Regions from separate parts of the Homo sapiens genome. Here region 2 is linked to region 1. The links are chromatin loops, found by intact Hi-C in ENCODE. Cell type or tissue: heart left ventricle. All regions are shown on one strand.

Region 1 (2,500 bases):
GCCATTTTCTGAATTCTGTGTATGGTTCCCTGTGGTTGTTTCTTTCTTTGGGATTAATTAAAATAAAGTTTTTTGTGTGGGCTCATTGGGTGTTTTTTGAAACTTTTTTAGAAAACCCACATTGATTTTTTTTCAGTTTAGTGCATTCTCCCTTAAGTTACTTCAGTGACTGGTCTTTGCTGTACTGCTGAAAATTCTTTAGTAACATTTTTCAATTAATTTTAAGAGAATTTGCAATTAGGAGTTTGACTGGTTTTCTACTCACTCCAATATTTTCCCGGATAATTTTTTTCTACCATGTCAGGCCTTTCTATCTTCTGATTCAATGGAGTCTGGAAAGAATCCAAAGTCTAATTATGGGATTAGAACAAGAAAGCCAAGTACTTTCAATGGAAAACTGAAAAATGCCTTTTTGTGCTTTGTTGCTGCTGTTAAGGCTCAGGCTGAGTCTAAGAAAAGGGAAGAAAGATTGGAATACTGAAATAAAATCTTACCAAAAACGCTTTAATAACCTTACATATTAGCTGCATTCCTAAAGGCTCTGAACCTTCCAGGCATCTCGCAAGCGGCAAGGGCCGCATTCATTTCTTTGGCTATAAATGAAGGGATGCTAAATTATTTCCAAGGTCACTTTTCCATCTCTGAATTTCTACAACATTAAATAATGTTTAAGCTGCGAGTTCAGGCATGAATTAATGTAACCAGAATTATTCCCACTTCTTGCTACCCTGCCCACAAAATGCACACACACACACCCCCACTTTGATTTCCCGATTTTTAAATTGTTCAAATCAATTGTTATGAAACATAAAATGAAGCCGGGAGAGAGAAAATGAGGGAACCGAATACAAAATTCCTCCCTTCTGGAATCAGGGCAGCCTCTGCACCCCCAGATCTCCTCCAACACATGAGGTACTTAAGAGGAGACCCCTCAAGGCAGCACCCTGCCAAGGCATGGTTGAGTCACCAAATCTCAGCCGTTTGGACTGTGAGGGGAGACCCTGCAGCCCTCTGGTGGACAAAAGTGGCATTACAGCCTTCTCTGCATCCAAAAGGTCACAGCCCATCTGAGATGGAAGCGTGATGGATCTATCTGCAAGCGTGACCTGAAATCCTAACCAAGGGCCAACCTGCCCAGGACAGGCTGGATCTTTGCCTCAGAAATGGTGCTTTTGTCATTTTGAGAAACATTATCCCTGCAGATTTCAGATTTGAAACTCAAGAAGGCTATGGTGGATTTCAAATAGGGTAATGTTAAATGGCCTACATTTTTACTAGTATTGTGGGCACTCCTACCAGAAGAAAAATTTTTTAATTCCATATAATTCAGAATGAAGTTAATCAGAATGAAGTTGTTCCCCACTCCTTTCTTGTGTCCTTCCAGCCCTCAGGATGGTAGCAGCTTCCGCTGCCACTAATATGTGGTTGTTTCACCAGCCCATTTGGCTTCTCAGCCCAGTCCAACGTGTAACCAATTTCCTGTTTTAAATTCCCTCTTTGAAATGCCTACAATGATTTTGTTGTGCTTGGCAATAGGAATATGGCAGTGACCAAGACAGACTTCGTTCCAGATCTTATGGAGCTCATAGTCTAGCTCAGGAAAATAAATATTAAATAAGCACTCATTCAGTTAATAATTATTTCAAAAAGGAAGTACATGAGAATGCATAGCAGAGGAACTTAACCTGGAATAAGGATAAATTTTGTAGTTCCACAGGTGACACTAGAAGCTAGAAACTCTAGGCCAGCAGGACTTTACACAGAGACAGTCCCACAGCTATGATGGAAGCACAGAAAGTTGTGATGTTGCCTCTCCTCCTCCCTGGGTCCAGCAGGGAAGAAAGGAAGGGTTCCTAGCCAAAGGCGGAAGTGGAGGATTTCAGGCAGGATTCAGTGCACAGTAGTGACAGAGAAGCAAGGATGGAGTTCTTCTGACAGCCTGCAGGCACCCAAGAAAACTTGGCTCTGCTAGATCTGGCCAGGAAAGAAACCAAAATCTTGAAGGAATGTGTCATCGCCCTGGCAACCTCCAAGCCACGGGAGTCAGACAATGTCCAGACCAAGCCTGACTCAAAAAATGCTTTCCCAAAGATTTAACCTATAATATCACAATATTTCCCCAGTCTCCTCCTGACCAGCATCATATGATAGGGTACGAGGATGGGAGAACCAGCCTGCTGCTGTGCTCTCTTGTCCCAACAGGTGTCTGCTCCTGTCTTGATGAGCTCAAAACATCCTTATCTTCTCTACCTGTCAATACTGATGAACACCAGATTACTCAACACCCTGATGCGCCATGCCAAATCCTAACAACTCTCAATTTATATCAGATGGGATAGGCATACTTTATTCAGCTTTGCTATTTAGATCAGGGGTCCCCAATCCCTGGGCTACAGACCAGACAAGTCCATGACCTGTTAGGAACCAGGCTGCACAGCAGGAGGTGAGTGGTGGGCGACCAAGGGAAGCTTCATCTGTATTTACAGCCACTCCCCATCAC
Region 2 (2,500 bases), 300 kb before region 1:
GATGAAGCCTCCAGGTAGTAGGCATCATAGATAATAGATTGTAAATATTTTTTATCAGATCCTAAAAGGTGCCAGACTCTTAGTTAAATCTCTCTTGGATCAGGAAAAGACCTGGAAAGAGAAGGGGATTTTCTATAGGATGTAAATTTTCCTCACAAGAGACAGCTTTGCAGGGCCATTTCAAAAAATGTCAAAGAAATGCATTTTGATGTAAAATACTTCAGTTTTTTTCAGGACCTGCTATCTGTCATGTGATGCTATACTAGAGTCAGGTTAGAATTTGGTATCTTATTGCTAAAAGTCTGTTTTTTCAGCCCTAAGATCTCCATTTTACTGTTAATGCTGGTCAGTCATGCCTGAACTCAAAAGGGAGGAGGGTATAATGAGGCATGTCCAACCCTGTATTCCCATCATGGCCTGCACTGGTTTTTTAAGTTGACTTTGGAATGCCCTTTGCCAAGCAGAGGAGTGCTTTCAGTTGGTTGGGGAGCTTAGAATTTTATTTCCTGTTTACATTATTCTCTTTTCTGATTTTCAATATTTCTAACTCTTCCATGTCTCTCATTCTTTCTCCTCTAATCTTTGTTTTCTTCCTCTACCCCCCCCACCCCTTTCCTTTTCCCTTCTCTTCTCTCTTTGGACCAGTGCTGAAGGCCATTCACCTCCAAGATGGGACTAGGTTAAGGGTGTGCCCATTCAGCTTCCCCACCCCCAAATTTGGGCATCTGAATTGATAAGCATGGAAAGGGGTATCAGAGTGGGCAGTGCCAGGCTCAGGGACCATTCTAAGCTCCCAGGACCTGTGGTCAATTCTGCTGCAGCTGACCGAGCTGACTGTTTTGGGGAAAGCATAAGTGAGTGGGGTAGGGTGAACCAGAGGCCTTGGAAGCTGCTCACTCTTCCCATCCTCCCAGGCAAAAGAGGGGCTTTGCATGGGAAGGGGAAGCAGGGGAGACAGAGGAGGCCTGACTTCATCTCTGCAGGTTGTTTACCTGCAACAGTCCAGGCAGAGTTGCCTTTCCTTACAATAGGTCAGCTTTCCTGCAAACCACATTGAGGCAAGTTCAGACAAGCAGGGCTTGGTAAGAACTGTTAGAGGCCAGAAAGGGGACAGCCAGACTTGCTGAGCTAGGAACACATCTCACAGGTGCTGTTACTCTAGCCTTCCAGCAGGGGGCGTCCTGTCCCGACAAAAGGCGAGTCCTCTTTTTCCTGCTGTCCTCCCAGCCAAGGAGACTGGATTCCTCTCAACCTCAAAAGGGGGTTAATCTGAGCTCGCAGCAGAAGGAGAGGAGTTCCCCAGGGGGGGCATAACAATGTTCAGAATCTGGTGTCCTGTTTAGAAAAGGTAGACCAATCAGGAGCTGAAACCCCTTGTCTCCACGTAATGCAAGGCTGTAAATATGACCTTGCAGGAAGGAGAGAGGCGTGAGAGAGTAAGCGAGAGCAACAGCAGGCAGAGTGGAAGCAGCTGGGAGGAAAGAGGGAGGAGGTCTAGGACCTACAAAGATTGTTTTTGGAAATACAATATCAGAAGAGATATAAATCGGAAATCAAGGCTTCCTTCCCAAAGCAAAGCATTTGGTCGCCTGCATTTTGACACTGAGTACAGACTGATATTTAATAGACAGTTTCTTCACAATTCCTGAGCAGCACCCATTCACTTATAATTTATAGATACAGACCCCTAACTCGAAGGAACTGAGTTATGCAAGAGTTGCTAAGGAACAAGGGGAGATGCAGTAGGTAAGGCAGGGGTTGCTTAGTAACCAGGAGTCCCTTGGTGATGGAGTGGCCAGAGCATGTCTGGAACTGATGAGGGTCTGTAGACAGAGTCATCCCAGGCCAGAGCCTCCTGCAAGTTCACATCTGTCGGCCCCTTGGCCCAGAGCTGCCAGAGCCTGCCTCTCTTCACCTTCCTGGCACTGTCCTGTCCCACATGAAAAGCACACTGCTAAGTCCCTGAGTGCCCTGCTAACTAACCCCTTGCTGGAACCACTCCTTCCCTCCCTCTCTCAACAGGAAGCTCATCAGATTCTTCCATTAGAGTAGGGAATGGCAGGCCAATGGGAATCCCACATAGGGGAAGGCAGGAGCCTCTGGGCTAACATGAATGTGGAGCTGGGAAATTAGGATTTGGGTGAAAGAGGGTCTCCTAGACAAGCATCCCTGGCATTTTCCAGTTCATGGTGATATATCTTCATACCTGAGTCTCCCATGCCAGATCCTCTCCCTGCCTTCACATCTGCGCATAGCTACAGAGGCACACCGTTCCCTTCTGAAGGGCCTCCTGAGGGCACAGGTCTCCACACAGCAGCCTGGATGTCTGTGGCTGGTTTAACTGGCTCAGCTCCACGGACATCCCTTCAGAGAGCTTCAATCAGCACCGGCCTGCTGGAGTCATTCAGAACTGCAGTCTGCTTTCTCAGGCATGAGCCCCCCATTCTCTGTATTCCAGGCACATAGGCATCCCTGCTCTCTCCCAAACACCCTGGACATC

The links. Hi-C counts contacts between places; a loop is a spot of excess contacts. Peaks named below come from ENCODE experiments on the same cell type or tissue, not always from the same donor. Only the 100,000 strongest peaks of a DNase experiment are listed, where the experiment ranks them.
Region 2: a loop joins it to region 1, with 8 times the contacts of the local background. A loop is called at or near these places in 80 of 110 quality-filtered maps.

What each region holds. Positions count from the first base shown.
Region 1 is chr14:23,928,941-23,931,440 of GRCh38, forward strand. LOC105370411 (a long non-coding RNA gene) reads right to left here and starts at 1,074. Exons shown (of 2, transcript XR_943618.2): 1 at 266-1,074. It also overlaps a transcript of LINC00596 not described here. In heart left ventricle, CTCF peaks have their summits at 1,019 (motif pointing left) and 1,229; a DNase peak (open chromatin) is centred at 991.
Region 2 is chr14:23,630,951-23,633,450 of GRCh38, forward strand. It overlaps a transcript of DHRS2 not described here. Among named protein-coding and RNA genes, the nearest start is that of DHRS2, 4.2 kb to the right of the region's middle. In heart left ventricle, CTCF peaks have their summits at 1,176 (motif pointing right) and 1,380; a DNase peak (open chromatin) is centred at 1,181; H3K4me3 peaks cover 273 bases.